2 separate regions of the Homo sapiens genome follow, and region 2 is linked to region 1. Evidence: chromatin loops called from intact Hi-C (ENCODE). Cell type or tissue: CD14-positive monocyte. All regions are shown on one strand. Each heading gives the region's core, and the rest is flanking DNA. Links, peaks and the distances in the headings are about the cores only. Region 1 overlaps SSH2 (slingshot protein phosphatase 2). Region 2 overlaps EFCAB5 (EF-hand calcium binding domain 5).

The links. A loop is a pair of places that touch in the nucleus more often than their neighbours do. Peaks named below come from ENCODE experiments on the same cell type or tissue, not always from the same donor. Only the 100,000 strongest peaks of a DNase experiment are listed, where the experiment ranks them.
Region 2: it touches region 1 in a loop (4-fold over the local background); 57 of 110 quality-filtered maps call a loop at or near these places.

Annotation. Positions count from the first base shown.
Region 1 is chr17:29,800,236-29,817,226 of GRCh38, reverse strand. The region is part of intron 2 of SSH2 (slingshot protein phosphatase 2); the gene reads left to right. Among named protein-coding and RNA genes, the nearest start is that of SSH2, 120 kb to the left of the region's middle. RefSeq lists an enhancer at 7,123-7,182. In CD14-positive monocyte, for the core only: CTCF peaks have their summits at 9,074 and 9,285 (motif pointing left); a DNase peak (open chromatin) is centred at 9,276; H3K4me3 peaks cover 930 bases; H3K27ac peaks cover 1,426 bases.
Region 2 is chr17:30,004,632-30,021,622 of GRCh38, reverse strand. The region is part of intron 7 of EFCAB5 (EF-hand calcium binding domain 5); the gene reads right to left. Among named protein-coding and RNA genes, the nearest start is that of EFCAB5, 71 kb to the right of the region's middle. In CD14-positive monocyte, for the core only: no CTCF peak of the experiment used is centred there; no DNase peak of the experiment used is centred there.

The DNA.
Region 1 (16,991 bases), core at 5,827-13,826:
GTTGTTAAAGAAAAACAGTGGATATTGTTTTAAATATGTAGCGGAGCAGCTTTTGAGGTAGCTTTAGTGGTCTGTAAGCTGACAATGCATGATGCTGATTTTCAACAAATTGCAGAGGAAATTCAGATGACAGAGTGCTTCTCAGGAGATTTTACCCTTCTCTATATAATATTTTGTATTCGTGTAGTTTTACTTAGATTTATATTAGTGAGGGAGGTGCTTTCTTATTATACATGAGCTGGTGGGTTGTCAAGGTTAATAGTTCTGTAAGTATAATTAAAATCTTCCTGTATTAAGTTGCCAATTAATTTTTTCTTCTGTCATTTATTTTCATTAATAAAACCAGGAGTGTTTAACTGCAAAAGGCTGTTAGTAATTGGTCTCCTTATGATTTCCAGTGTGTTAGCAAGGATCACTAGCTAGGCCTAATTTATATTAGGGATGAGATCACATTCTGATTTCTGACTCCAAATTTTCTCCTTCATTTCCGTAAATTAAGCATGGAGGCTTTGAGTTTTTTTTTTTTTTAAGTGCAGAATCTTCTTTTTCAGTATTTTGTATTGGAAGCCCAATAAAGTTAAGTGACATGCCTTCAGTCCTAGAACTAGATCAAGGAATTAGACCTAGGAATCTTAAGCATCCGATCTTCTCTTCATATCTACTAACCTACCATACCCCCTAACATTTAGCTTATGTCTTAATTGTTCAATATTAATTAAACACAGGCTTGATTTTAAAGTTACATACAACAATCCTCTGCAGTGCTTCTCAAATCTTTCCACAAGAAATTTCTATAACAGTAGTGGAGAGTGAATAGGCAACCCCTGGCAGTCTGGGTATAGAAAATTTAAAGGAGCCCATTACCTGAATTTTTATGGTTTATTTTAAGCCTTATGTAAATGAATATATCTCTATAGATCTACCTCTATATCTGTTACTATAAAAATATTACTTCCCGTTAAGTAAATTTGATGCTCTGAGAATAAACTTTATATTCGTTCTTTGGCTTCCATAATCCCTACCGCACTGAGGTATGACCCTGGGATACTTGTACCCCAGTTTAAAAATCAGGGCTCTAGGCCAGGCATGGTAGCTCACATCTGTAATCCCAGCACTTTGGGAGGCTGAGGTGGGTGGATCACTTGAGGCCAGGAGCTCAAGACCAGCCTGGCCAACATGGCAAAACCCTGTCTCCACTAAAAATACAAAAATTAGCCAGATGTGGTGGTGCGCGCCTGTAGTCCCAGCTACTCAGGAGGCTGAGACGTGAGATTTGCTTGAACTTGGGAGGCTGAGGTTTCAGTGAGCCGAGATCACGCCAGTGCACTCCAGCCTGGGCAACAGAGCGAGACTCTATCCCCCCGCCCCAGAAAAAAAATAAAAAATAAACAATCAGGGCTCTAGAGAAAAAGGACATTGAATAGGATAGAAAAGATTGTGAATTTGAGCTGAGTTCACATGGCTGTAGCAGGAGATTAGAAGCTGCTGTACAAAGAAGGAGGAAAGGGAGAGTGTCATTTATTTAGGTAGCCAGCCACCTGCCAGCAGAGGCTTTCACTTGTTGATGATCTTCCAACTTATTAAGTCTCTCTTAAAACGTTGGTTAGATGATATGTGTATTCATCTACCTAATACCTCATAAGACATCTAATTAAGAAAAGGAACAGGCTGGGCACAGTGGCTCATGCCTGTAATCTCAGCACTTCGGGAGGCCGAGGCAGGCAGATCAGCTGAGGTCAGGAGTTCAAGACCAGCCTGGCCAACATGGCAAAACCCCGTCTCTACTAAAAAATACAAAAAATAGGGGCCAGGCACGGTGGCTAACACCTGTAATCCCAGCATTTTGGGAGGCCAAGGCGGGCGGATCACGAGGTCAGGAGGTTGAGACCATCCTGGCCAACATGGTGAAACCCCATCTCTGCTAAAAATACAAAAGTTAGCTGGGTGTGGTGGCCTGTGCCTGTAATCCCAGCTACTCGGGAGGCTGAGGCAGGGGATCACTTGAATCCAGGAGGCAGAGGTTGTAGTGAGCTGAGATGGAGCCACTGCACTCCAGCCTGGGGGCAGAGCGAGACTCTGTCTCAAAAAAAAAAAAAAAAAAAATACAAAAAATAGCTAGGTGTGATGGTGGGCGCCTGTAATCCCAGCTACTTGGGTAGCCGAAGCAAGAGAATCGCTAGAACCTGGGAGGTGGAGGTTCCAGTGAGCTGAGATCACACCATTGCACTCCAGCCTGGGTATCAACAGTGAAATTCCATCTCAAAAAAAAAAAAAAAAGAAAGAAAAGGAACAGTAATTTATACATTTTCCCCATCCCTAATTCACTTTCCCATTATAATATATGTAATATATGATCATTGTAGGAAGTTTAGAAAATATAGATGGTCATATATAAGAAAGTAATCATTTATAATTCACATACCAGAAGAAACCTGCTTCTTCCCCAGTAATTATTATTTTCTGCTCATGTTTTTATTTTAAATATATAATACTTAGGCAATATAAGCTAATGGCTTAATAAAGTTCTATTACGTGGCAGTTTTTTAATTTACTCAACTTCCCGGTTTTTGTACATTAAAGTGGCTTACAGTTTGTTTGCCATTATGAATAGTCTGCATAAACCTTTGATGATATCTGATTTCTTTTATTAGAATGCATTTTTCTAAGGTATCAAAAACATGGTCAATACTAAAGCTGTTGATACAGATTGCCCATTTTTCCTGATCCTTCGACAGTATTGCATATTATTGTTTTATCTTAAATGACTTTCTTTTTTTTTTTTTTTTTTTTTTTTGAGACAGAGTCTTGCTCTGTCGCCCAGGCTGGAGTGCAGTGGTGTAATCTCCACTCACTGCAAGCTCCGCCTCCCGGGTTCACGCCATTCTCCTGCCTCAGCCTCCCGAGTAGCTGGGACTACAAGCGCGCCACCACGCCCGGCTAATTTTTTGTATTTTTAGTAGAGACGGGGTTTCACCATGTTAGCCAGGACGGTCTCGAACTCCTGACCTGGTGATCCGCCCACCTCGGCCTCCCAAAGTGCTGGAATTACAGGCATGAGCCACCGTGCCCGGCCTTTTTTTTTTTTTTTTTTTTTTTGAGACGAAGTCTCACTCTTGTCCCCCAGGCTGGAGTGCAGTGGCGCCATCTCAGCTCACTGCAACCTCCGCCTCCCAGGTTCACGCCATTCTCCTGCCTCAGCCTCCCTAGTAGCTGGGACTACAAGCGCGCCACCACGCCTGGCTAATTTTTTTGTATTTTTAGTAGAGACAGGGTTTCACCATGTTAGCCAGGATGGTCTTGATCTCCTGACCTGGTGATCCGCCCTCCTCGGCCTCCCAAAGTGCTGGGATTACAAGCATGAGCCACCAAGCCCAGCCTTTTTTTAAATTTTAATTTAATTTTTTTTTTGAGATGAAGTCTCGCTCTTCTCTTCCAGGCTGGAGTGCAGTGGCGCAATCTCAGCTCACTGCAACCTCCACCTCCCGGGTTCAAGCGATTCTCCTGCCTCAGCCTCCCAAGTAGCTGGGATTACAGGCACCTGCCACCACGCCCGGCTAATTTTTGTATTTTTAGTAGAGACGGGGTTTCACCATGTTGGCCAGGCTGGTCTCGAACTCCTGACCTCAAGAGATCCTCCCGCCTCGGCCTCCCAAAGTGCTGGGATTACAGGCGTGAGCCACCGTGCCCGGCTGCTTAAATGATTTTTTTAGGGAAAATATAGTACAGCATCCTTGTTTGGATTTTTGTTTTTTAAATTTTTTGTTTTATAAATTTCTAGCTAAACATTTTCACTTCCTTTTCATTTGTATTTCTTTTGTGAATTATCTGCTTCTAGTCTTTGCCTTTTTTACAGAGTCTCACTCACCCAGTCTGGAGTGCAGTGGTGCGCAACCTCAACTCACTGCAACCTCCGCCTACAGGGCTCAAGCGATTCTCCTGCCTTAGCCTCCCAAGTAGCTGGGATTACAGGCGCTCACCACTGCGCCCGGCTAATTTTTGTATTTTTAGTAGAGATGGGGTTTCGCCATGTTGGCCAAGCTGGTCTTGAACTCCTGACCTCAAGTGATCCACCCGCCTCAGCCTCCCAAAATGCTGGGATTACAGGCGTGAGCCACCGTGCCCTGCCCCCATTTTTTTATTGGTGTTTATCTTTTTCTAATTGGAATTCCTTGTTCGTTGAGACTATTAATTCATTCTTTTATATACGGTGAAAATCTTTTCGTTGGACTTTAAATTTTGTTTTTTATTTTTATTTTTTCTTCTCCCTCTCTCTGTATACACTTTTGGTTTTGAATATATGGCATGGTTGGTTTTTTGTTTGTTTGTTTGTTTGTTTTTGTGACGGAGTCTTGCTCTGTCACCCAGGCTGGAGTGCAGTGGTGTGATCCCGGCTCACTGCAAGCTCCGTCTCCTGGTTCTCGCCATTCTCCTGCCTCAGCCTCCCGAGTAGCTGGGACTACAGGCGCCCGCCACCATGCCCAGCTAAATTTTTATATTTTTAGTAGAGACGGGGTTTCACCGTGTTAGCCAGGATGGTCTCGATCTCCTGACCTCGTGATCCACCCGCTTCGGTGTCCCAAAGTGCTGGGATTACAGGCATGAGCCATCGCGCCCGGCTGGCATGGTTTTAAAATGCATAAATAGGCTGGGCGTAGTGGCTGACACCTGTAATCCCAGTGCTTTGGGAGACCAAGGCAGGAGGATCGCTTGAATCCAGGAGTTCAAGACCAACCTGGGCAATAGAGTGAGCTGTCATCTCTACAAAAAATTAAAAAGTTAGTCAAGCATGGTGGCATGTGCCTGTAGTCCCAGCTACTCAGGAGGCTGAGGTGAGAGAATCACGTGAGTCTGGGAGGCAGAGGCTGCAGTGAGCCAAAATTGTGTGACTGCACCCCAACCTGGGCAACAAAATAAGACCCTATCTTCAAAAAAAAAGGCAGAAATATATATTTTAAAAAACATAATTGTGTGAAGATACTAAAAACATTGAATTGTATACTTTTAATAGGTGAATTGTATGGTATATGAATTATTTCTCAATAAGACTTAAAAAAAAAAAAAAAAAGAACACATACTATGGCCAGGTATCAGGGTATAAAAATAAGACACAGTCCCTGTTTCAAAAGGTTCACAGTTTAATGAATGAGTCTTTTTTTCTTATTTTTCATGAGGGTTAGAGATAAGTATTACCACTTGCTCCCTGACAACAGTTCTTATGTTGGATATATGTAATCTCCTCTTTTATATAAAAATCATAAATATATTTAAATGTAAATTAAAATAGTCGATAGAAAATCAAACTCTTTAGATATTTTTATACTTGAGATTATACAAATTCTTAGAGAATTAGGTGGTGAAGCTTGCATTAAATTATTTGGTTCATGCCTGTCCCAGCATTTCAAGAGGCTGAGGTAGGCAAATTACTTGAGCCTAGGAGTTCAAGACCAGCCTAGACAACATAGTGAGACTCTGTCTCTACAAAAAATAAAATTTAGCTGGGCATGGTGGTGCACACCTGTAGTCCCAGCTAGTTGGGAGGCTGAGGTGGAAGGATCACTTGAGCCCAGGGGTTCAAGACAACAGTAAGGTATGATCGCAACAGTGCACTGCAGCCCGGGCAACAGAGCTAGACTCTGTCTCCAAGAAAAAAAAAAACTTGTGGTTCACATTTCATTTATAAGTATTTCTATCTTATTTGTGAGTGGAAGCACTTGTTTACGTAACTTCAATGAATAGCTTTTTACATTTTTACTCTTTGAAAAGTGATTATTAAATGAAAAAATATATAAAAATTTATTTTTTAAAACTGCAATAAACCAGTTAATATCAAAATAAATATATAGAAATGATTTGCTATTGTATATTGCCGGCAATAACCATTATATATTACGTAATATATAATATAATCAAATGTAATATTAAAAAGTTCCTGGCCAGGTACAGTGGCTCACACTTGTAATCCCAGCATTTTGGGTGGCTAAGGAGGATGGATCACTTGAGGCCAGGAGTTCAACACCAGCCTGGCCAACATGGCAAAACTCCATCTCTACTAAAAATACAAAAATTAGCCAGGTGTGGTGGTGCGCACCTGTAGTCGCAGCTACTCGGGAGGCTGAAGCAGTAGAATCGCTTGAACCCAGGAGGCAGAGGTTGCAGTGAGCCGAGATTGTGCCACCGCACTCCACCTTGTGCAACAGAGCGAGACTCTGTCTCCAAAAAACAAACAAAAAAAGAATTTTCTTGGGCCACATATAAAATACACTAATGATAGCCGATGAGCTGAGAAAAAAAATTACAAAAAAAAATCATAATGTTTTAAGAAAGTTTACGAATTTGTGTTGGGCCACATTCAAAGCCATTCTGGGCATGGGTTGGACAAGCTTGTTCTAAAGGGATTTTTAGGGTGTTGAAAACCTAACAAAGTCATTTGGAAGACTAAGTGGGTGAAATTGTGCACTCAAAATTAAAAGATGAGATTCTCACAGTCACATATTGAAAACAATTATAAGCTAATAATAGCATGGTGTACAAGAAAGATGTTGCCTAGAAGGCCCAGAAATAGACCTTAGTACATGAAAATATTTAGTGTATGATTAAGGTAGAATTTCAAGTCAGTTGGGGAAAATGGATAAATAGCCAGGTAGTGCTGTAATAACAATTAACTATTTGGGGAGAAAATTAAGTTAGATAGCTCTATCTTCAACCATATACCACAATAAATTGTAGATGAATTAATGAACTATTTTCTGGGAAACTTATTTAAATATGCAAGTTAAAAAATAGAAGCTATAAAGATTGCTAGATATGACTATCTAAAATAAAATAAATAGAACCCACTTCTAAAAGCAGATGATGATGATTAGTTCCCTAATTTATGATTATTATTGACAACATTGACCCATTCATCTTTGTTTCTATGAGAATTCTGTTGTGCAGTCTCTAAAATGGTTGCGTATGTGAAAATGTGGGATGGCTATAGCTAAGAATATTCTTGTTTGAGGAATTACTATCTTTTTGTATTTTAAATCAGGGTGTTTGCAGACTGAATCTACATTATAGAAAATGGGGCACCTTGGTTGGAGAATCTGTCCTACAATACTTGTTCTTTCTTTTACATTAGTCATTTATTCAAAATTTTTATTCAGCATTGCTAGGTGCTGAGTATACAGCAGTGATCAAGAGACAGTTCCTGCCTTCAAGCTTATAATATGGAGACCAACAAGTAAACAGGCAGTGTGAGAATTGCTACACTAGAGAACTGTAGAGGGAGTATGGTTGTATTTGGAAAGACCGTGGAACCCAGTCCTAGAGGGATCAAGGAAGGCCTCTGGAGAAAGGGACACCTAAGTTCCAATCTAAAAGATAAGTAGGGCTGGTGGGGTGGCTCATGCCTGTAATCCCAGCACTTTGGGAGGCCGAGGTGGAAGGATTGCTCGGAGCCAGGTGTTCGAAACCAGCCTGGTCAACCAAGCGAGACCCTGTCTCTAAAAAAAATTTTTTTTAATGAGCTGGGCACGGTGGTGTGTGCCTGTAGTCTCAGTTACTCAGGAGGCTGAGGTGGGGGAATCTCTTGAACCTAGGAGTTCAAGGCTGCAGTGAGCTATAATCACACCACTGCCCTGCAGTCTGGGCTTCAGAGTTAGATTTCATCTCATGAATGAGGGAATAAAGGATTAATAGAAGTAGGCAAGCAAAAGGGGGAATGAAGGGTATTCTAGGCAGAGGGAACAGTAAAGTCTGAGACAAGACGGAGTGGTATGTTAGAGATACTACAAGACTTTAAGTACAGCAAAATTCACCTGCAGTTGAAGTGTACCTATATCTGAAACTAAATGATATCATTTTGTAGGATATGGGTAAAAGAAAATACTTGTGATACTAACACTGGTGAGGAGTAGAGGAAAATTAACTTCCAGCTAATGGCAGTCTATCAAGCTACTAAATAGGATTGCTTTTGCATATTTATTTATTTAGAGACAGAGTCTCACTCTGTTGCCCAGGCTGGAGTGCAGTGGTGCAATCTCAGCTGACTGCAACCTCCGCTTCCTGGGTTCAGGTGATTCTTGTGCCTCAACTTCCTGAGTAGCTGGGACTACAGGCGTGTGCCACCACGCATGGCTAATTTTTTTATTTTTAGTAGAGACGAAGTTTTGCCATGTTGGCCAGGCTGGTCTTGAACTCCTGACCTCAAGTGACCTGCCCGCCTCAGCCTCCCAAAGTCCCAGGATTACAGACATGAGCCACCATTCCCAGCCTGCTCATACATCTTTTTTTGACAAGAGATCAAAGCAGAAAAAGGAGTTTATAGTACTTTACAAAATCTAGCCTTAGCCTCTCAAAAGTTTAATGAAATTCTCAACCTTTTTATTTAGTTGTTATCATTCACCTTGTGTTCTAGTTAATGAGAACTGAAGGCTCCTACCAACCCCCACTCCACCATATAACAGCTCCTCAGCCTGCTGAGGCAAATGCACATATCAGAGTCTTTGTCTAGTGGCCTCACCTTACCTCTGACTTTAAAGGGATAAAGAACTTCCCCAGTTGACCAAAATGAAAAGGAAAATCTAGATTGAAATTATGGTCCAGATAGTATACACATAGTTAGACATCAACTTGGGTGGTGGTTAGGATGTGCCTGAGATGAGTGGGGAAGATTGAGGTAAGATAGTCAGTGATGAGTGCTGTTGTTGGCATTCCAGATATGCCTACCACATATAAGCACATGTGGCTGTCAGCTGAGCCAGACTCCCAAAGTATAACTTTTCTACTGGTCTATTTTGCAATTAAGAAGCACGTTAGGCCGGCTGTGGTGGCTCATGCCTGTAATCCCAGCACTTTGGGAGGCCGAGGCGGGCGGATCACCTGAGGTCAGGAGTTCGAGACCAGCCTGGCCAACATGGCGAAACCCCGTCTCTACTAAAAGTACAAAAATTAGCCAGGCGTGATGGCGGGCGCCTGTAATCCCTGTTACTCAGAAGGCTGAGGCAGGAGAATTGCTTGAACCTGGGAGGCGGAAGTTGCAGTGAGCCGAAATTGCGCCACTGCACTCCAGCCTGGGTGACAAGAGCGAGACTCCGTCTCAAAAACAAAACAAAAAAAGAAGCATTTTATACCACAGAAAGATTTTCTGTGAAAGACTGATCTGCTAGCTAAAGACTCTGTCCAAGTTTGAAGGCACTGAAAATGGTCTTTAAACAAAATAATTTTCTCAGAATTTTCTATGAATGCACTGCTTTCTCCAGTTCAACCACAGTGTAAGCTTCGACTCGTCTGCCCTCTAGTGGAGGCCCATAGTTAAATTAGCAGTGTCACTGGCTTTGGAAAAACTACCTAACTTTTCTCGATTGGCTTTCCAAATTGTAGTGTTTCCTAAAAAAAAAAAAAAAAAAAAAAAGCCATCAAAACAACATATTTATAATTTTCTAAGATGCTAATAAATACCTTCCCTGGCTACCTCATAGGATCAGGTTCAAAGTCCTGTCTCCTGCAGCTTATCTTTGCAGCCTACCTTAAGGAAAGCTCTGGGTTTTAACTCAGCTAGTCAGTTCACTGCCACTCCAAGATGTCAAATGTATTTCTACTGCTCTTCCCTTTTCTTCATCTCTCTTCTGAATTCCTGTGACATGTACTTCCTGTGCCATACATTTATACTGTATATTTTGGAACAACTTTTCAGATAAAACAGGCAGATGAACTCCCCTTCAGGCAGATGAACTCCTTGAGTATGGTACTGTTTCACACTTTTCTGTGTCCCCTATAGACTCCAGCAGCTCTCAGTGAGTATATTGATTATTTGCTGTTCAGAGATATTCAATATCCTCTTTTCCTCTATTGATAGCTGAAAAGGTAATTGTCTAGATTTAAATATAAATAGTAAAATATTAACGTAGTAACAATTCATTTCCCCCTAATGAAAACTGTCTTAGCAGTATACCTACATCTTAAATATTCTAATTTCTTTTTTACTTGGGCCACTAACTGTATTTCCCTACTTTGTAGTTTGAAAGTGATTTTAGAAAGTTTGAGAAAATTATGCTGTTCATTTAGGAGTATTTGTTAAGTAATCGGTGTTGCTTCATTATCCTTCTTTACATGTTCTTCGTCCTTATTTCTAGATAATGTTTCCTTTTGTAACCTTGGTTAGTCCTCTTGTTCTTTATATCCATGAACAATTAGAATGTTTAATGCTACAAGAAACATAACAGATGGATTTTATTTAGCCTCTTCCAGGTGTTATGAGTGCTTCTCATTGTTTAAGTTTCTTGTGGAAGCGTGGTAATCACGTGTAGCAGAGGCCTGGTGCTAAACCCAGATGCCAGGCTAAGCAATTGGTATAGCTGGTAGGACAGACGAATAAGAAAACATATATGGGCAAAAGAGGCATACAGGTAGGATCCCCCAGGTGAAGCTAAGATCACAGTTAAGAGTTTTAAACCAAAGTTTAGAGAACAGAAGAGATGTGGCTATAAGTAGAGGAGGAGATATTCAAAATATTTCACAACTAGTATGGTATAGCCATCAACCAATCAGAAAAGATGGGAGCAAGACCTGGACGTCCCCTGCTGCACTAGGCATTTACCTGGTTGTGGCTGGATCATGACACACTCAGAGGGGCTCCAGGCAGTCACTATTTCAATATTTTAACAGTTAGTACAGCTGTATCAGTATGTATTGGCTGAACATAAGACTCTATGTCCATATTGAGGGCTCAGGCTACAATGAAGGAAATGGACCAAGTGTGGGGTCTTCAGAAAGTGGGATCTGGAATTTCACCTGAATGGAAGGGAGCAGAATCTGGAGCATTCCTTTAACACAAGAGGAGCAACCTGTTCTGGTAGAAGGTGTTATTTGACCTTTTCAGACAGAATCCTGACTTGGCTGTGTACTCTTAGGTTACTTTGAGCAAATTATCTCACTTCCATGAGGCAGATTCATCAACTGAAAAATAAGGCTATAATCATACCTACATGGCATTCATTCCGGAGTGGTTCAAATGAGACAATAATCATGAAGAGACTTTGTTGACTTTTCTGGTTCTGGCAAACAAGAGAATGACACAGAGGCAGAGTCTTCTTACTATCTTATGATGGGTGCCGCATGCTGTCTGCCCCATATTTAAGCACTCATCTTGGATTGGCAAACCAAGTATATGACTAATAACTTAATGGAGGAAAAAAGTACAAAATATAGTGAAATTAGCCTAAGTTTATTTCTGGTTTTGCCACTTACTGGTTGTGAAATCTTGAACCACATTTATTAATTTGTCTAATATCTACTGAGCATCTTCTGTATGCTTAGCACTATAAAAACATAGTCCTGCTCTACAGAGCTTACAGTCTAGGAAGGGAATTTTTTTTTTTTTTGATAGCTGAGTTTCTATGATCATACTGCTCTCCTTGGTTACCTAGCACAGGTACCTTGAGTAGGCAGAGGCTATGTGTACCCTGGGCTTTTTGATGTTGTTTCTCCAAACCTTTAAGCCAAAGGTTTTCAGTCTTAACTGCTTATCAGTTATCTACAGAGCTTTTTTAATGTACTGATTCCGAGGCCCCACAACTTGTTGTATGCTAGTAAATGTTTAAAAGCCTGTTTTCTAAGCAGGGGCTCATGTGTGGCATTTGCTGATTTTGCTGATAAACACATCCGCCTTGGCTACCGACGTGTCTCACAAGGTTCCTAAAAATGTAACAATTGTTATCTAACAACCTAGCCAGCTCCAGCACACCAGCGGACCAACGTCAGAGCTAAAGAATAAGAACTTATAGGCATGAGGGCCGGGCATGGTGGCTCACGCCTGTAATCCCAGCACTTTGGGAGGCTGAGGTGAGCGGATCACGAGGTCAGGAGTTCAAGACCATCCTGGCTAACATGGTGAAACCCCGTCTCTACTAAAAAATACAAAAAATTAGCCGGGCGTGGTGGTGGCACCTGTTGTCCCAAATACTCGGGAGGCTGAGGCAGGAGAATGGCGTGAACCCGGGAGGCAGAGCTTGCAGTGAGCCGAGATCAGGCCGCTGCTCTCCAGCCTGGGCAACAGAATGAGACTCCATCTCGAAAATAATAATAATAATAATATTAATAATAATAATTTATAGGCATGAGGCCTGGAGCTTTTTGTTACTAAAAAAGTTCTAAAAGGGACCCAGAGGTAACCAGTGACTTGTGAAGTTTCCATATTGCATGCCTGTCAGATGTGACAGGTTCAGAACACTGTAAGACTTATTGCCTTTTATGGCCAGGTGTGGTAGCTCATATCTGTAACCCTAGCACTTTGGCAGGCCGAGGTGGGAGGATCACTTGAAGCCAAGAGTTCGAGACCAGCCTGGGCAACTTAGTTAGACCTCATCTCTTCCCCCTTCAAAAAAAAAAAAAAAAAAAAAAAAGCCAGATGTGGTGGTATGCACCTATAGTCCTGGCTACTTGTGAACTCATGAAGGCTGAGGCGAGAGAACACTTGAACCCAGGAATTTGAGGTTATAGTGAGCTATGATCGTGCCTTTGCATTCCAACCTGGGCAACAGAGCATGACCCTGGCTCAAAAAACAACAACAACAACAAAGACTTGTTGCTTTCTAAAACCAATGAATTTGATCTCTAGTGATAGAAAAGACTGTATAACAACTCTGAAATTATCACAAGTGGGTGAGTTAGGTTGCACACATTAAATAACTTTTTAAAAAGTGGAATAAGGATTGAAGACAAAAGACATCCAGTAACAGTTTCACATCCAGAGCTCAGATTTTTCTATAGGGCATTGACTGGACTGTGATGTCTCTTAAATTAGCTGTTGTCCAAGGACTTTTTTTTCTTTAGAATCAAAGCTATTTCAGCAAAATTCTAATCAAGCTCGCTTTCTTGTTGCTGACCATCCTGACTGTGATTCACACCTATTTGTATTTTAAAGGAGTTTAAAAGAAACACTAGAGAAATAGTAGGTGTCTCACAGAGGTTTTCTATTGCTTGAAAATTATAGGGAAGAAAGTTTGTTTATTTAAGGTTTCTTAAACCCTGTCATAATATTAATAGGAGCATGATGTGACTTTGATTTTAATTGTAAGTATTCCAGGATCCTCTGACTTTGTTTTTACTTTAATGCATGTCATATCTCTATAAAATATGATTAAATTGAATCTCTGATTCCTGATTCCAGCCAATACTATATATCTTGATCTAAATTAGACTTTAAAACAAGGTCAGATTATATGGGAACTACTGATTTGATCATGTCTGAGCCTCTTCCAAACCAGCTTTCTCAGATTATGAGTGCCTAGGTATTCACTCTGGTCCTGGACCATACTGTGTGTCTTTACTGCCATGCTTGCAGGTCCTTTCTTGTCCTTAGCCTCCCAATAAAGAGAACACTTCTTTATAGACATTAACCTGTAAAAATATCCATATGGCCTTCAGTCCTCCTTGCACTGACCTAAGAGTTAGCTGCTTTGCCCTCCTAAATAGCTCTATGGCCCTAGGCTTTAGGAGCTCTACTTCATTCACTGTCATTAACTACCTGTTTTTCTGTCCTGTTAATTTTGTCTACTTATTCAATTAATCACCAGGGTCGAAAGATGGCTGCAAATTCTTGTTACTTCTGCTATTGTGCGAAGGGAATCTAATTCCTCTCACAGATTCCTTGAATCTGTGTTGGACTTTTTTGGTACACCAATAAAGTGTGGCAGAAATGACACTATGCCAGCTCTGAGCCTAGCCTTTAGGATGACTAGTCCTTTTGGAGCCCTGAGCCATTATTCAAGAAGACCAACCCTGAGGATACCATGCTTTGAGGAAGCCCAAGATAAATTAGAAATCATGTTTAGGCACTCCAGTTTACATTTCCAGTTGAGCCCAGCTTTCCACCCATCTAGGCTATGACATTAGACATGTGAATGAAGCTGCTTAGATCCTCCATACCAGCTCATATGCTAACTAAATATCACCTGAATAGCACTGAATGACCCTTAGCAATACCATGTAGAACTGAAGAATCACCCAGCCAAGTGCTGCTTGAATTTCTGACCCATAAAATCATAAAATATAATAAAGCAGTAATTTGTTATAAAGCAATAGATAACCCAAACAGCTGTTTTTTCTGTTTCTAGCAGTGGATCTAAGCCTTCTCTTTCAAGTGGCCAAGTGGCAGACCTGATGCCTTTATTCCTCCTCAAGCCTGTGTGTTTTATATCTGCTTTTTTCAAAAGCCAGAAGCATGGCATTATCTCTTCCAGTTTCGAAGCACATATGTCTCTTAGAAAGACTACTAGATTCCTTTTTCCTGTCTGATAGATACCTCCTACTATTCATTTATTTCCAAGGGCTGAGGTAACTGATGGATAATCTGATATCCAGTGAATTGACAATTCATAACCATCTTTTCTGATCATAGAACTGTTATCTTGGAATTTCCATCATTGCAGACTCATAACAGTAATATTACTTGATAGCCTTAACCCCCAATACCTGTACCTTTGCTTGAAAAATCCACAGCTGCTCACTCTTCCCCAAATTTATCAGACTCTCATTCTTCTACAGTTTTCAGCTCTTTTGCCTGTTCTTCTCCCTGAAATACTCTTACTTACTTTTTTTTTCTTTTCTTTTTTTTTTTTTTTTTTTTGTAGAAACAGTGTTTCGCTATGTGTCCTAGACTGGTCTCAAACTCCTGCCTCAAGGGATTCTCCTACCTTGGACTTCCAAAGTGCTGAGATTACAGGCATGAGCCACCATGCCTGGCCAATACTCTTATTTTCCATCTGACAAAAACCCACTAGTTCAAGCCCGGCCAAAAAATTAACTTTTGTGAAGGATTTCCCAACACCATAGTTAGTCACTTCTTCCTCTGTTGCTTCTATAACATTTTGTATGTCCTTTTGCTGTAGGCCTAAATGACATATCGTTATAATTTCTGTTTTATGGAACTGTCTCCCCCACTACAATACTAACTGTTTAAGAATAAGGACAGTTGTGCTTACTTTCATTCCCTGGTGCCTAGTATCTAAAACATAATAGGTAGTCAATGAATGTTGAATGAATGAATGAATGAGAATGAATGAATATATAATTGAGAGCAGATGGGCTGGGTGCAGTGGCTCACACCTGTAATCCCAGCACTTTGGGAGGTTGAAGTGGGAGGATTGCTTAAAGCTAGAAGTTCAAGACCAGCTTGGGCACATAGCGAGACCTCATCTTTCAAAAAAAATAATATGTTTTAAAAATTGAGATCAAGTAAATGATTCTGTCTGCTTAACCAAAAGGATAGTCTTTGGGTAAGGTATTAAGGTATTACTGCCAGATCTTAGCCACAGGCTACTCCTGAGCAACAAAAACCATTCTTTTAACCTGGTAAGGCTAAAATGTAACTGGCATAGAGTCCTTACTAGCAGAAAATGTATAGCTAGTTAGCTTCAAGCATTCACATGGCATTAGTTAGCTGCTCCAGTCACTCATTCGACCCTTTATTGAGTTCCATCTGCACATAGGGCATTGTGCTAAACACAGAGTGAGATGCAAAGGGCAATGAGGCATAGTTCCTGCCCTTAAGGAGATTACAATCTGATGATGGGAGATAAAACAAGTACCCAGTTGTAACCCAGAAACAGAACTGGTAGTGTCGCAAAAATGATGCACAGCAACCGTTAGGTTTGGAGGGAGACAGAGAGCATCAGTCAGGTGATAAAAGAAATGTCACAAACTACTAGTGTTTGAAACTAGCTTTGAAGACTGGAAAAGAATATAGGAGAGGGGAGAGGGGCTTTCTAGGTTGATACAACAGCATGAACAAAGGAAGTCAATAGGTACGTTTGGAGAATGATAAATGAGATGACTTGGATTGGAGCAAATAGAAAGTGTAAAGAATCTTGAATGATAAGATTTGGGAAAATATTGCTTAACACTCTGCTAGCCCAGTGTTCAAGGCTGACAGCATCTCCCTCCACCAAGCCTACTTCTCAGCAAATATTACTTCAGTGCTTCTATATTTTCCAGACATATTTTATTTAGTGACCTGTTTTTATGATCAGGTAGTAAACAGATTAATAAGAATGCATTAATCTTTCAATTAATACTTAATGGAGCCAGGCATGGTGGCTTATGCCTGTAATCCCAGCACTTTGGGAGGCTGAGATAGGTGGATCACTTGAGGTCAGGAGTTTGAGACCAGCCTGGCCAACATGGCAAAACCCCATCTCTACTAAAAATACAAAAATTACAGGGGGTGGTGGCAGACACCTGTAATCCCAGCTACTCGGGAGGCTGAGGTATGAGAATCGCTTGAACCCAGGAGGCAGAGGGTGCAGTGAGCCGAGATCGCACCACTGCACTCCAGCCTGGGTAACAGAGTGAGACTCTGTCTCAAAAAAAAAGAAAAAAAAAAAGAAAAAAAGACTTAATGGTTCCTGAACACCCTAAAATTAAATGTAATACCTTACTGTTTCTAGGTCAATTTTTTCTTAAGAACATAAGAAGTAATTATACTCTTTAAAAGCTATTTAACAATAGGGCTCTTGGAAATTTGATCATAAAAAAGCCAACAAATATTTAGTCATTTAATTATTAAATTAATTAAATGTTTAATTAATTAAACATTTAGTAATTTATTTAATTATTTAATTATTTAATTTAGATATTCTCGTTATGTATCAGAAATTATTCTGTTCACTAAGAAACTAAGAGCTGTCTCTACACTTTTCTCCTGGTAATTTCCAATGTTTTGAAGAGATTGACTGGCATTTTTCAGTAACAATGTGTGAAGTTACTTGACAAGAAAGGCTGTTATATCTGGTTTCTGCACTTGTTAGAATAGAATGGTAAGCATTCCACCTTCAGCTACCATTTGAATGCTATTGTTCAAGATAACTGCATTACCCGATAGTTACTCTTATTAAATAAGAAATGTTGTGTCTTTGCTTTTTTGGCGGTGAATTCTGCTGAAATTAACATAATTGAACATTTTTTTCATTCCTTTTAAATCCATTTTACCCTAAGACCTACAATGCTTTGAT
Region 2 (16,991 bases), core at 3,498-11,497, 210 kb before region 1:
GTTTGCACTTCAAGAAGAGAAAGTGGGAAATTTCAGGAAAACTAATATTAATTAGATCAAGCCATCCATTAAAACAAAATTATATTTGTTTATATATATAAAATAAATAATGTATATCACTCCATTTTCTCATTTGTGTGTTGTTTTATATACATGTATTATATATATTTATATATAAATATTTAATAAACATTATATTATATATAACAACACACAAATACATGCTCATATTTTATATAAATGTAAAAATATTTATATATTTACATATAATATATACCATATTTATTAAATATTTATATGTTATATATATAAAAAATGACACAAAGGAGAAAATGGGGTAAAGGTGATATATACCTAATAGTACTTATATAAACTCATTAGCATTCTATATAATATCTTTGTAGATGGAGTTCTAACCTAACTTTCCTCTCTTATTTCTCATCCTTCCCCAGTCATATTCCTCACATCCTAGTAAAAAAAAAAAAATTATTTCCTATCATGTAGACAAACCATACTCTTTCAGACCTTTATGTCTTTTTACATGTTGTTCCTTCCTGGAAAGCCTTTCTGCTTTTCCTACATCTGTCCAGCTACATACATATTAAGACCCAGCTATATATATTATCTGAGACATCTTGGCTCACCTACTCTGTTAATGTTCCTCCTCTGACATGCTGATACAATAATTTGTAATTATTTGCCTGTTTGTCTCCTCACTTACCTCTGTAACCCCAACAGCTGGCATACACATTAAAAAGTGACCACAGTGGGGTCCAAAAAATTTAATTGCACTGGTTCAGAGTCACCTTATTGGAAGGTCAGGCTTGAGCCTGCTGTGGAGGATGAGAGTCAACTGCCATCACATGAAAGATGAATTCATATTATCTTGGGATGTCTCTTTATAGGGTCTCAGAGTATAATTATAAACAAGACTACATACTACAGATTTTAAGAATAGTGCATATGTGGGCCAGGCACAGTGGCTCACACCTGTAATCCCATCACTTAGGGAGGCCGAGGCGGGTGGGTCACCTGAGGTCAGGAGTTTGAGACCAGCCTGGCCAACTTGGCCTCTACTAAAAATACAAAAATTAGCTGTGCATGGTGGCACACGCCTGTAATCCCAGCTACTCGGGAGGCTGAGGCAGGAGAATTGCTTGAACCTGGAAGGCGGAGGTTGCAGTGAATCGAGATCATGCCATTGCATTCAAGCCTGGGCAACAGAGAGAGACTCTGTCTCAAAAAAAAAAAAGAAAAAAAAAAAAAGAATAGTGCATAGGTAAAATCCAACTTAAACTAAGCCGAAAGAAGGAAAATATTCATAGAAATAACAATTATAACACAATTTTTAACTAAATAGAGACTATGCCAAAAAGAAATCTGTACTCTAATATTCTTTGCAGTATTATTCACAATAGCCAATATATGGAACCATCTAAGTATTCATTAACAATGAGTAGATTAAATGTGGTGTATATACACAATGGAATATAATTTGGCCTTAAAAAAGAAGGAAATGTTGTCATTTGTGACAACATGGATAAACTTGGAAGACATTATGCTAAGTGAAATAAGCCAAGTACAGAAAGACAAATACAACACGATCTCACATATGTAAAATCTTGAAAAATGATGTGAGATGATGAATATGTTAATTAGCTTGATTTAATCATTCTACATTTTATATATATAAACATCCCGTTGTACATAAATACACGTATTATAATTTGTCAATTAAAAATGTTGATAAAAATAAACTAAATAGAGGCGCTGAATAATAGATGAAGAACAAAAGCACAACTGAGAATTAAAAGACTGATTTTAGGAATTCTTCTAAAATATGCATGACTGAGGCTTATTCTAGAAACAGAGGGATGGGCTGGGCACGGTGGCTCACGCCTGTAATCCTAGCACTTTGGGAGGCCGAGGTGTGTGGATCACCTGAGGTCAGGAGTTCAAGACCGGCCTGGCCAATATGGGAAAACCCCGTCTCTACTAAAAATACAAAAATTAGCCAGGTGTGATGGCAGGCACTTGTAATCCCAGCTACTCAGGATGCTGAGGCTGGAGAATTGCTTGAACCAGGAAGGCGGAGGTTGCAGTGAGCTGAGATCACACCACTGCACTCCAGCCTGGGCGACAAGAGTGAAACTCCATCTCAAAAAAAAAAAAAAAGAGAGAGGGAGAGAGGGATGGTTCAATATTTGGGAATTTGTTGATCTAATTCATTATATTAATAGAATAAATCAATATAATCATATGATTACTCAATAAATAAAATAAGCCTTTTGATAATACTCAAAATCAATTTTTGCTTTAAAAACACTCAATTAAATTAAGCATAGAGGGAAACTCTTCAGCTTGGTATTTATCAGAATGTTCATTATAAATAAGAGCAAACATATTTATTGAATAAATAAATGAATAAATGGATGGAATAAAACAGAATACAAAGCCCAGGCATGCTTACAAAGACTGCATTTGTTCCAGAGGCACTTTCCTCTTCTCTTCCTCTCTTACTCTAACAGGAGGAATCAGAAGAGTCACCAGAAAAGAAAATGTCAAGCCTCTAAACTGAAGATTCAAAGTGAAAACAAACTGGTGTCAGGCTAGGAAGAAAGTCAAGAAAGCATCCATACCATATCAGAATAAATAGAAATTAGGGCAGGATCATGCAAGCACAAGGACTACAAAAAGAAGTAACATAGGATTGTGGCAACTGTGCAAACAACACAGGGAGAATAAAAGCAAATAGATAAACTCAATCTAGCAAAAAATAGCTAAAAAACAAAAAAAGTTCCTCGCCATTGCTTTAAGCTATAGAACAACTTAATAGGAACACAGATTCAATATGACAAGAACTCAAAGACAAGCTGATGAAACAGCAGAATGAGATAAAAGGGTAGAGTTTAGGTGTAAGCAGCCAAATTGAGCATCAAAATTTAAAAGCGCAAGCATCATAAAATGGAATTATTGACAGAGAGAAAGGTTTAGATTATCACAGTGAATTCAGGTGAAAAGACAAGAAAATTAATAAAATTAGAAAGAACAAATCTAATCCTACATAAGGATATTTAGTTTCCCTAATGTAGGCAGTCCAAAAATAGAATATAAGATGTATTCAAAGACATGAGAAAATGTTCCTGAAATGAAAAAAAAACAATAAAAATCAAAAGATCACACCATATTCAATACATTTTTAAAACAAAATGCTCTATACCAAGACAATTCTACTTAAACTCTTTAACTTTGAGGATGAACTTCAAGCTAACAACCAAGTCACCTACAAAATAAGCAACAGGAAGACACTGACTTTTCTGTTTTCTGTTTTCTTTTTTTCCAGTGTTTTAATAACAGAACATAGAACAATGCCTGGCAATCAATAAAATATTTTTTGAACTAATTAAAATGAATGAAGAAAAAAAAAAACACTGACATCAGACTTCTCCACAACATTCAATACCAGGAAACAATTAAGCAATGTTTATGTTGTTTTAGGTGAAAAAAAAAGTGACCCAATTACAGTATACCATTCAAGGTATGGTTTAGGTATAAAGGCACTGTGTAGGCAGACATTCTCAATATATAAGAACTCAGAAAATATAGCACCCATGTGATCTTCTTTAAAAAACTACAATAAATTCAGCCAAGTAAGAGATGAATCAAAATAAATAATTTGGGAATAGCAAAACACATTGTAAAAGGACAGGAAATGAGCCTTGGATCCATTTAAATATTGAATTAAGATTAATCAACTATGGCAATTGTAATTACAGAAAAGAAGGTGAATAGTGTAAATCTGGATAAAATAAAAATTATAAAATAACTAAAACTGGGAAATAGACAAAAAGAAAGATATGAGAAAATATTAAATACTCTCATCTTTTATGGTAGGATATCAATTGTTATTTCCAAAATTAAAATATGTAGTTTTAAAAAATGACTGCACTCTTTTGTGATATATATTGCTATAGAGATATACAGATATGTATAGTTATTTCTTAGAATGTCTTTAGAATAAATTTTGTGAAGGTATGTTTAATTTCGGTAATTCCCTTATTTTCACTTTAGTGTCTTTTTCCTCTGTTGGAGTCAAGTACAATTATATTTTTATTTTCTAAGTAATCAAATGCTTGTAACTATTTATGATCATCTACTTGCTATGTACCCATCTATCTGTAGTGGCGTAGTATATAAACCTGTTTTGATGTTCACCTAAGAAATTAATGATGATTTAAAAATTCTCATCTTTGCACTTTTATGTGTTGTTTGGATTCTTTTTAATGGTCCTGTATCACTTTTACAACATTGAATAATTTTCCTTAGAAAAATATGCCAAAGTAACAAGATTTAATTCTGGGTGACGGTAATATGCATATTGTTATTCTATTTTTTGTGTGGTTTTTTGTTTGGTTGGTTTTTGGATTGATTTTTTTTTCTTTTTTTGAGACACGTTCTCGCTCTGTCACCCAGGCTGGAGTGCAGTGGCATGATCACGGCTCACTATAGCTGCAACCTCCCGAGCTCAAGCGGTACTCCCACCTCAACCTCTTGAGTAGCTGGGACTAAAGGTGCGTGCCATTGTGCCAAGCTAATTTTTAAATTTTTTGTAGAGACAGGTCTTCCTATGTTGCCCAGGCTGGTCTCAAACTCCTGGGGCTCAAGAGATCCTCCCACCTAAGCCTCCCAAAGTGCTGGGATTATAGGTATGAGCCACTGTGGCTGGCTGTTATTCTATTGTTTTGTATTTATCTGTGTTTCAAAAATTCCTCATCCTATCTCATTTAAAAGTTTTAAGATTATAATTTCTCATCTGAGTACACATTTAGTAGCATTCCATAAAATTAGATATAAGATTTTGATCCAAAAGTTATTGAGGAGAGTTTTTTAAATATTTTCAAATGGTTGGACTTAATTTTTAAGTTTATTGTTTTCCAATTGTATTACATAATAAGAAAAGAATATACCATGTCATATTTCTACCTTTTGGAACTTATAAGGCAATCTTTGTGGCCTATTGTCAATGAATTTTGACCAAAATTTTATGAAAATTGGAAGAGGGTCACTGTAAGGATTAAAGTTCAATATACACATATAATGAGTTATTGATATTAATAGGTTCTTTATATTCTTATTTGTTTCTTACCTCTTCAGTTTATCAAAGACTTTTAAAAAGTTTTACTACCTCACACCATAGACAAAAATTAACTCAAAGTGGATCAAAGACTTAAACAGACATAAATGTAAAAGCTAAAACTATAAAACTCTCAGAAGAAAACACAGGAATATATGACCTTGAATTAGGCAATGGTTTTTTGATATGACATCAAAAGCAAAATCAACAAAAGAAAAAAAATAGACAAATTGGGCTTCATAAAAATTTAAAACTTTTGTGCTTCATAAAAATTTAAAACTTTTGTGCTTCAGATAACACCATCAAGAAAGTTAAAAAACAACCCACAGAATGGGAGAAAATACTTGCAAATCACATATTTGATAAAGGATTGAATATATAAAGAACAGTTATGATCCAATAATAAAAAGACAACCCAATTTTAAAATGAGATCTGAATAAACATTTTTTTCCAAAGCAGATATAGTAATGACCAATAAGTTGGGAGTTTGAGACCAGCCTGGCCAGCATGGAAAAACCCTGTCTCTACTAAAAATACAAAAATTAGCTGGGCGTGGTGGCAAGCACCTGTAATCCCAGCTACTTGGAAAGCTGAGGCAGGAGAATCGTTTGGACCTGGGAGGCAGAGGTTGCAGTGAGGCAGAGGTTGCAGTGAGCCAGTTGCACCATTGCACTCCAACCTGGGCAACAGAGCGAGACTCCACCTCAAAAGAAAAAAAAAAAAAAAAAGAAATAACCAATAAGAACAATAAGAACATGAAAAGGTGCTCAAAATCATTTTTAGCCATCAGGGAAATGCATTTCAAAAGCACAATGTGCTACCACTTCATGCCCATAAAGATGGCTATAATAAAAAACAAAACAGAGAATAAGTGTTGGCAAGGATGTGAAACAATTGCAACCCTTGTAAACCGCTGGTGGGAATGTAAAATGGTGCAACTACAGTAGAAAACAGTCTGGCATTGTTCTAAACTTCTCTTCTCGCTTCATTTCATTAATTTGATCTTCAAATAAATATGGGACTATGTGAAAAGACCAAATCTACATTTGATTGGTGTACCTGAAAGTGACGGGGAGAATGGAACCAAGCTGGAAAACACTCTTCAGGGTATTATCCAGGAAAACTTCCCCAGCCTAGCAAGGCAGGCCAACATTCAAATTCAGGAAATACAGAGAACACCACAAAGATACTCCTCGAGAAGAGCAAAGCCAAGACACATAATTGTCAGATTTACCAAGGTTGAAATGACGGAAAAATGCTAAGGGCAGCCAGAGAGAAAAGTCGGGTTACCCACAAAGGGAAGCCCATCATACTAACAGCAGATCTCTCAGCAGAAACCCTACAAGCCAGAAGAGTGTGGGGGCCAATATTCAACATTCTTAAAGAAAAGAATTTTCAAGCCAGAATTTCATATCCAGCCAAACTAAGCTTCATAAGTGCAGGAGAAATAAAATCCTTTACAGACAAGCAAATGCTGAGAGATTTTGTCACCACCAGGCCTGCCTTACAAGAGCTCCTGAAGGAAGCACTAAACACGGAAAGGAACAACCAGTACCAGCCACTGCAAAAACATGCCAAATTGTAAAGACCATCGAGGCTAGGAAGAAACTGCATCAACTAACAGGCAACATAACCAGCTAACATCATAATGACAGGATCAAATTCACACATAACAATATTAACCTTAAATGTAAATGGGCTAAATGCTCCAATTAAAAGACACAGACTGGCAAATTGGATAGAGTCAAGGCCCATCAGTGTGCTGTACTCAGGAGACCCATCTCACGTGCAGAGACACACATGGACTCAAAATAAAGGGATGGAGGAAGATCTACCAAGCAAATGGAAAGCAAAAAAAAGCAGGGGTTGCAATCCTACTTTCTGATAAAACAGACTTTAAATCAACAAAGATCAAAAGGGACAAAGAAGGTCATTATATAATGGTAAAGGGTTCAATTCAACAAGAAGAGCTAACTATCCTAAATACATATGCACTCAATACAGGAACACCCAGATTCATAAAGCAAGTCCTTAGAGACCTAAAAAGACACTTAGACTCCCACACAATAATAATGGGAGACTTTAACACCCCACTGTCAATATTAGACAGATCAACGAGACAGGTTAACAAGGATATCCAGGACTTGAACTCAGCTCTGCACTAAGCAGACCTAATAGACATCTACAGAACTCTCCACCCCAAATCAACAGAATGTACATTCTTTTCAGCACCACATTGCACTTATTCCAAAATTGACCACACAGTTGGAAGTAAAGCACTCCTCAGCAAATGTTAAAGAACAGAAATCACAACAGTCTGTCTCTCAGGCCACAGTGCAATCAAATGAGAACTCAGGATTAAGAAACTCACTCAAAACCACACAACTACGTGGAAACTGAACAACCTGCTCCTGAATGACGACTGGGTACATAACGAAATGAAGGCAGAAATAAAGATGTTCTTTGAAACCAATGAGAACAAAGACACAACATGCCAGAATCTCTGGGACACACTTAAAGCAGTGTGTAGAGGGAAATTTATAGCACTAAATGCCCACAAGAGAAAGCAGGAAAGATCTAAAATCGACACCCTAACATCACAATTAAAAGAACTAGAGAAGCAAGAGCAAACAAATTCAAAAGCTAGCAGAAGGCAAGAAATAGCTAAGATCAGAGCAGAATTGAAGGAGCTAGAGACACAAAAACTCTTCAAAGAAATCAACGAATCCAGGAGCTGGTTTTTTGAAAAGATCAACAAAATTGATAGACCGCTAGCAAGACTAATAAAGAAGAAAAGAGAGAAGAATCAAATAGACGCAATAAAAAATGATAAAGGGGATATCACCACTGATCCCACAGAAATACAGACTACCATCAGAGAATACTATAAACACCTCTATGCAAATAAACTAGGGAATCTAGAAGAAATGGATAAATTCCTGGACACATACACCCTCCCAAGACTAAACCAGGAAGAAGTTGAATCTCTGAATAGACCAATAACAGGCTCTGAAATTGAGGCAACAATTAATAGCTTACCAACCAAAAAAAGTCCAGGACCAGATGGATTCACAGCCGAATTCTACCAGAGGTACAAAGAGGAGCTGGTACCATTCCTTCTGAAACTATTCCAATCAATAGAAAAAGAGGGAATCCTCCCTAACTCATTTTATGAGGCCAGCATCATCCTGATACCAAAGCCTGGCAGAGACACAACAAAAAAAGAGAATTTTAGACCAATATCCCTGATGAACATCAATGCGAAAATCCTGAATAAAATACTGGCAAACCGAATCCAGCAGCACATCAAAAAGCTTATCCACCAAGATCAAGTTGGCTTCATCCCTGGGATGCAAGACTGGTTCAACATACACAAATCAATAAACGTAATCCATCAGCTAAACAGAACCGAAGACAAAACCACATGATTATGTCAATAGATGCAGAGAAGGCCTTCGACAAAATTCAACAGCCTTTGTGCTAAAAACTCTCAATAAACTAGGTATTGATGGGATGTATCTCAAAATAATAAGAGCTATTTATGACAAACCCACAGCCAATATCATACTGAATGGGCAAAAACTGGAAGCATTCCCTTTGAAAACTGGCATAAGACAGGGATGCCCTCTCTCACCACTCCTATTCAACATAGTGTTGGAAGTTCTGGCCAGGGCAATCAGGCAAGAGAAAGAAATAAAAGGTATTCTGTAGGGACCAGTCCCACAGGGTCGGCGGGTCTCTCCCCATGTGCAGAGACGAGAGAGTGTAGAAATAAAGACACAAGACAAAGAGATAAAAGAAAAGACAACTGGGCCCGGGGGACCACTACCACCAAGTCGCGGAGACCAGTAGTGGCCCCAAATACCAGGCTGCACTGATATTTATTGGATATAAGACAAAGGGGCAGGATAAGGAGAGTGAGCCATCTCCAGTGATAGGTAAGGCCATGTGGGTCATGTGTCCACTGGACAGGGGGCCCTTCCCTGCCTGGCAGCCGAGGCAGAGAGAGAGAGGAGACAAAGAGAGAAACAACTTACACCATTATTAGAGACTTTTAGTACTTTCACTAATTTGCTACTGCTATCTAGAAGGCAGAGCCAGGTGTACAGGATGGAACATGAAGGCGGACTAGGAGCGTGACCACTGAAGCACAGCATCACAGGGAGACAGTTAGGCCTCCAGACAACTGCGGGCGAGCCTGACTAATGTCAGCCCCTTCACAAGAGGTGGAGGAGTAGAGTCTTCTCCAAACTCCCCCTGGGAAAGGGAGACTCCCTTTCCCGATCTGCTAAGTAGCAGGTGTTTTTCCTTGACACTTACGCTACTGCTAGACCACGGTCTGCCTGGCAATGGGCGTCTTCCCAGACGCTGGCGTTACCACTAGACCAAGGAGCCCTCTGGTGGCCCTGTCTGGGCATAACAGAAGGCTCGCACTCTTGTCTTCTGGTCACTCCTCACTATGTCCCCTCAGCTCCTATCTCTGTATGGCCTGGTTTTTCCTAGGTTATGATTATAGAGCGAGGATTATTACAATATTGGAATAAAGAATAAGTACTACTAATGATTAATTATATTCATATATAATCATATCTAAGATCTATATATGGTATAACTATTCTTGTTTTATATTTTATTATACTGGAACAGCTCGCGTCCTCGGTCTCTTGCCTTGGCACCTGGGTGGCTTGCCACCCACAGTATTCAATTAGGAAAAGAGGAAGTCAAATAGTCCCTGTTTGCAGATGACACGATTGTATATTTAGAAAACCCCATCGTCTCAGCCCAAAATCTCCTTAAGCTGATAACCAACTTCAGCATAGTCTCAGGATACAAAAATCAATCTGCAAAAATCACAAGCATTCTGATACACCAATAACAGACAAACAGAGAGCCAAATCATGAGTGAACTCCCATTCACAATTGCTACAAAGAGAATAAAATACCTAGGAATCCAACTTACAAGGGATGTGAAGGACCTCTTCAAGGAGAACCACAAACCACTGCTCAATGAAATAAAAGAGGGCACAAACAAATGGAAGAACATTCCATGCTCATGGATAGGAAGAATCAATATCGTGAAAATGGCCATACTGCCCAAGGTAATTTATAGATTCAGTGCCATCCCCATCAAGCTACCAATAACTTTCTTCACAGAATTGGAAAAAACTACTTTAAAGTTCATATGGAATCAAAACAGAGCCTGCATCGCCAAGACAATCCTAAGCCAAAAGAACAAAGCTGGAGGCATCATGCTACCTGACTTCAAACTATACTACAAGGCTACAGTAAGCAAAACAGCATGGTACTGGTACCAAAACAGATATATAGACCAATGGAACAGAACAGAGGCCTCAGAAATAACACCACACATCCACATATCTACAGCCATCTGATCTTTGACAAACCTGACAAAAACAAGAAATGGGGAAAGGATTCCCTATTTAATAAATGGTGCTGGGAAAACTGGCTAGCCACATGTAGAAAGCTTAAACTGAATCCCTTCCTTACAAAAATTAATTCAAGATGGATTAAATACTTAAATGTTAGACCTAAAACCATAAAAACCCTAGAAGAAAACCTAGGCATTACCATTCAGGACATAGGCATGGGCAAGGACTTCATGAATAAAACACCAAAAGCAATGGCAACAAAAGCCAAAATAGACAAATGGGATCTAATTAAACTAAAGAGCTTCTGCACAGCCAGAGAAACTACCATCAAAGTGAACAGGTAACCTACAGAACGGGACAAAATTTTTGCAATCTACCCATCTGACAAAGGGCTAACATCCAGAATCTACAAAAAACTTAAACAAATTTACAAGAAAAAATCAAACAACTGCATCAAAAAGTGGGCAAAGGATATGAACAGACACTTTTCAAAAGAAGACATTTATGCAGCCAACAGACATGAAAAAATGCTCATCATCACTGGTCATCAGAGAAATGCAAATCAAAACCACAATGAGATACCATCTCACACCAGTTAGAATGGTGATCATTAAAACGTCAGGAAACAACAGGTGCTGGAGAGGATGTGGAGAAATAGGAACACTTTTACACTGTTGGTAGGAGTGTAAACTAGTTCAACCATTGTGGAAGACAGTGTGGCAATTCTTCAAGGATCTAGAACTAGAAATATCATTTGACCCAGTGATCCCATTACTGGGTATATACCCAAAGGATTATAAATCATGCTACTATAAAGACACATGCACACGTATGTTTATTGCGGCACTATTCACAATACCAAGGACTTGGAACCAACCCAAATATCCATCAATGATAGACTGGATTAAGAAAATGTGGCACATATATACCATGGAATACTATGCAGCCATAAAAAAAGATGAGCTCATGTCCTTTGTAGGGACATGGATGAAGCTGGAAACCATCATTCTGAGCAAACTATCACAAGGACAGAAAACCAAACACCGCATGTTCTCACTCATAGGTGGGAATTGAACAATGAGAACACTTGGACATAGGACACATTACACACCGGGGCCTGTCATGGGGTCGGGGGATGGAGGAGGGATAGCATTAGGAGAAATACCTAATGCAAATGACGAGTTAATGGGTGCAGCAAACCAACACGGCACATGTATACATATGTAACAAACCTGCATGTTGTGCACATGTACCCTAGAACTTAAAGTATAACAAAAAAAAAAGAAAAGAAAACAATCTGGCAGTTCCTCAAAAGGTTAAACACAAAGTTATCACATGACCCAACAATTCCACTCCCAAGAGAACAGAAAACACATATTCATGTAAAAACTTAGGCACAAATGTTCATAGTGGTATTATTTACAGTAGCCAAAAAATGAAAACAACCGAAATGTCCACCAACTGATGAGTGGATAAATAAAAGGTAGTATGTTCATAAAAAGGAATATCATTTGGCAATAAAAAGAAATGAAGTACTGATACATGCTACAACATGGAGTAACCTTGAAGACATTATGACAAGTACAAGAAGCCAAAAACAAAAGACCACATATTGTATATTCCATATATATGAAATGTTCAGAATAGACAAAGCTATGGAGACAGAAAGAGATTTGTGGCTGCCTAGGGCTGGAGGTTTGGAAGGAAATGGGGAGTGACTGCTAATGGGTATGAAGTTTCTTTTGTGGGTGAAAATGTTCTAAAATGGATTGTTTTAATGGTTGTACTCCTCTGCAAATATACTAAAGCCCATTCAATTGTACACTTTAAATGGGTATAAGGTAGGTATAGTAGGTTGGATAATGGCTCTCGAAGATGTAAAGTCCTAATCCCTGGATCTGTAAATGCTTCCTTATATGGGAAAAGAGTCTTTGCAGATGTGATTAAGGATTTTGAGATGGGGAGATTATCCTAAATTATCTAGGTAGACCCTAAAATGCAATCACATATATCCTTTTAAGAAGGAGATTTCTCAGACAGGAGAAGAAAAGGCAATGTGACCACAAAGACAGGGACTGGTGATGCAGCCACAAGTAAAGGAATGCCAACAGCCACCAGAAGTTGGAAGAGCCAAGGAACAAATTCTTCCACAGACCCTCCTGAGAGAAGTGCAGCCCTGCCAGCACCTTCATTTTGGCCCAGTGATACTGATCTTGGACTTCTGGCCTCCAGAGCTGTGAGAAAATAAATGTCTGCTGTTTTCAGCAACCAAGTTTGCAGTAATTTGCTACAGCAGCCACAGGAAATAAATGCAGTTTGTAAATTATATCTGAATAAAGCTGCTACCAAAAAAAGTTTAAAAATCTGCACAATTATTGTAAATTTTTTACCTTTTATTTATATTTTTATATATTCTATTACAATGTGCTATAAACTCATAAAGCTTAAGAGAGTCCTATTAACTTCATTAATTTTAAATTTTAAAATATAAAAAAATTTTTTTTTTTTGAGATGGAGTCTTGCTCTGTCACCCAGGCTGGAGTGCAGTGGCATGATCTCAGCTCGCTGCAACCTGTCTCCTGGGTTCAAGTGATTCTCCTGCCTCAGCCTCCCAAGTAGCTGGGACTACAGGCACATGCCACTATGCCCAGCTAATTTTTGTATTTTTGGTAGAGACAGGATTCACCATGTTGGCCAGGCTGGTCTTGAACTCTTGACCTCCAACGGTCTGCCTGCCTCGGCCTCCCAAAGTGCTGGGATTACAGGCGTGAGCCACCTCACCCAGCCTTAAAATATAAAATTTTCACATTTACAAATATAAAAAATAGTCTTGATCTCATTAAATGATTTTTAACCTTGAAATCTGCTTTTTGTTTATTTACTTGTTTATTTAATGTATCTGCTATTCCTTTAACAATTTTCTTATTTTCATCTTTTTTCATCCTTTTATATTAGATGTTTAGCTTATAAAATGCATATAGTACAGCTTTTATTTTTTTAATCAGCAAAACCCATCAATCATTAGATTGCTATTGACTTAATAGATTGGGGGATTGGGGAAGAGAGGAAAACATACTGCTTTATCAAATGACGCAGCTTTTCGTTTTTTTGTTTTGAGACAGGGTCTCACTCTGTTGCCCAGAGTGCAGTGGTGCAATCATGGTTCACTGCAGCCTGACTTCCCAGGCTCAAGCAATCCTCCTAGGTCTCAGCCTCCTGAGTAGCTGGGATTACAGGCGTGAGCCACCATGCCTGGCTATGTTTTTAATTTTTTGTACAGACAGGGTCCCACTATGTTGCCCGGGCTGGTCTTGAACTCCTAGGCTCAAGCGATCCTCCAGCCTTGGCCTTCCAAAATGGTGGTATAACAGGTGTGGGTCACCACTCTGGGCTAAATGATGCACCCTGATTTCAGAGATGCAAAAGGAAAACCACTCATCTTGGAATTATGGAAATATGATTGTTTGGACTTCCTGTTTAGAAGTCTCTAACCACACAGAAGAATAGGAAAAGTTACATTTTAAACTGACATGGTCAGAGAAGACCTCTGTCTCTACAAATTGGGAAGAACGAGGGGTTCATTTTTACAATATTCTCTTAATAATAGTTTGTGTAATTTTTAAAAATTTACTCCAGTGATGTTACTTGGGCAGTTTATGAGTAAAATAAGACTCTGGAATAAATTTATTCCCAACTGAACAAGAATAAGAAGTCATACTCGATTTATCTTTTCATTTCAGTCTGGCAGATTAAATTGTATTTCCCAATAAATATGAAAAGATAATGGAGGGATGACAGCTTCATCAACAGCAGACAAAGTAACAAGAAGCCACATGGAACTAGGGTTTTCTTACCACTTCTAATTTATCCACTGCTTGTCTACCCATTTCTTCCCCTAATAAATCTTGGGATGACTGAAAAAATTTTACCTAATACTGTGTATGCTATTTGCAGCCGAGTTTGCTAAAAGCAAAAACAACAACAAAAAAGACTGTTTTCCATTCTTCTGGTTTTGATTTATCTTCTATCAACAGGACAATAGGTAGTGTATTAAAATATATACATTCTTGAAAAAATTCATGCTATACTCTTCTTTCTGTAAAAATCAAAATTTACATGGACACTAAAAAATCTCTCATTCAGCTGGGCGCAGTGGCTCACACCTATAATCCCAGCACTTTGGGAGGCAGAGGTGGAAGGATCGCTTGAATCCAGGAATTTGAGACCAGCCCGGGCAACATAGGGAGATTAATGTCCACAAAAATAAACAAAATTAGCCAGGCAAAGTGGCATGTGCCAGGCAAAGTGGCATCCCCCCTACTTGGGAGGCTGATGTGGGAGAATAACCTGAGCCCAGGAGGTTGAGGCTGCAGTGAGCCGAAATTGTGCCAATGCACCCCAGCCTGGGTGATAGAGTGAGACTCTGTCTCAAAAAAATAAGATAAAATCTCAGTAATTCAAATTTTGTAAAATGTTCTACTTTTATTTTCCATTGGAAAGGAAGAAAATAGTAATGTAGAAAAACTTTTATTTGGAAAATTAGCTACCTATAAAAAGAAGGTTTGTTTAATAAACATAGTGATATGCTTTGCTAGCCATTTTAGGGGGAAAAAATTAAGTTAGATTCTCACCTTCTATTACTTATCAAAACAATTTTCAAGTTAATTTTAAAAAGTAAAAAGAGCTAGAAAAAACTAGGTGAATATTTAACTGATTTGGGAAGAAGAGAATCTTCTAAGCATGGGAGCAATAAAAAAGATCTCCAAAAAAAATCTACAAATTTGTTTGCATAAAATTTTAAAATTTTTTTGTAAATTAGAAACCACCAAAATTTTAAAACAATTGAGAAACGTTGAAAAATATGTTAACAGAAAAACCAAACGCTATAAAATATTTTAAAGAAGTTTATTCTGAGATAATATAAGTGACCACAGCCTGAGGAAAACACAAACCCAAGAAGCCTTGAGTAAGTGGTCCTAAGGCAGTCGGATTACAGTTTGGTTTTATACATTTTAGGGAGGCAGAATTTACACGCAAAGACATAAGTCAATACACGGAAGGTATACGTTGGTTAGGCCCCAAAAGATGGGATATCGTGAAGCAGGGGTTTGCAGGTTATAGGTGGATTCAGAGATTATTTAATTTGCAATTGTTTAAAGGAGTAAGGCTCTGTCTAAAACTTGGAGTCAGCAGAAAGGAATGTTTTAAGTTAAGATAAGGCTGCTATGTGGCAAGACTGATGGCCTACAGGCTTGACTTAACCCTTACCTGACATGGCCTTAGGTCTTGTTTGTAACTTAGTATCTTATTGCCAAAAAGAGTCTGTTTTGTCAGTTTTAGGATCTGTATTTTAACATTAACAATCGTCACTTACTGTGCCTAAACTCCAAAGGGGAGGAGATATAATGAGGCAGGCCTGACCTCCCTTCTTGTCATGGCAGGGAATTCAGTTTTTAAGGTTTTTCTGGGGTTCCCTTGGATAAGAGGGGGTCTGTTCAGTCAGCAGAAGGCTTAGGATTATATTTTTAGTTTACAAACATATGCAATTTGTGATCATAAATAATGTCTTTAATATATAATGAACATTTACAATTCCATAAGAAAAAATAAAAATCAGGTAAGATGGCCAAAGGATCTGAATGCATAATTTACGTAAGAAGAAATTTTTAAATTACATAGAATAATCTTTAATCTCACCAGAAATCTCAAAGATAAGAGTTAAAAAACAAAATGCCATCAAATTACTTTTATTTGTTTGAGACAAGGTCTTGCTCTGTCATCCAGGCTGGAGTGCAGTGGCTTGATTATAGCTCACTGCAGCCTTGAACTCCTGGGCTCATGCAATCCTGACTTGGCCTCACCAAGAGATTTCTTATACTCAATAATACCTACTGTTGGTGATAAGACGGTGCCTTGAGAGCCATCATGCATTGCTGAGGAGAATAAATCAGTATAACCAAGAACACAATTTGACAAATATATACTAAAACCTCAAATATTTATTCTTTAACATATTTGTTCCATTTCTGGGACTCTAACACTGAAACTGTGTCTTAGCTCAGGCTGCAATAACAAAATACCATAGACTGGGTGACTTAAACAACAGAGATTTATTTTCTTACAGCTCTAGAGGCTGGAAAGTCCAAATCAAGGTGCCCACAGAGGCCAGGCACAGTGGCTCACACCTGTAATCCCACAACTTTGGGAGGCCGAGGTAGGCAGATCATGAGGTCAGGAGTTCGAGACCAGCCTGGCCAACGTGGTGAAACCTTGTCTCTACTAAAAATACAAAAAAAAAAAAAAAAAAAAATTAGCCAGGAGTGGTGGCACTCTCTTGTAATCCCAGCTACTCAGGAGGCTGAGGCAGGAGAATCGCTTGAACCTGGGAGGTGGAGGTTGCAGTGAGCCAAGATTGCACCACTGCACTCCAGACTGGGCGACAGAGCAAGACTCCATCTCAAAAAAA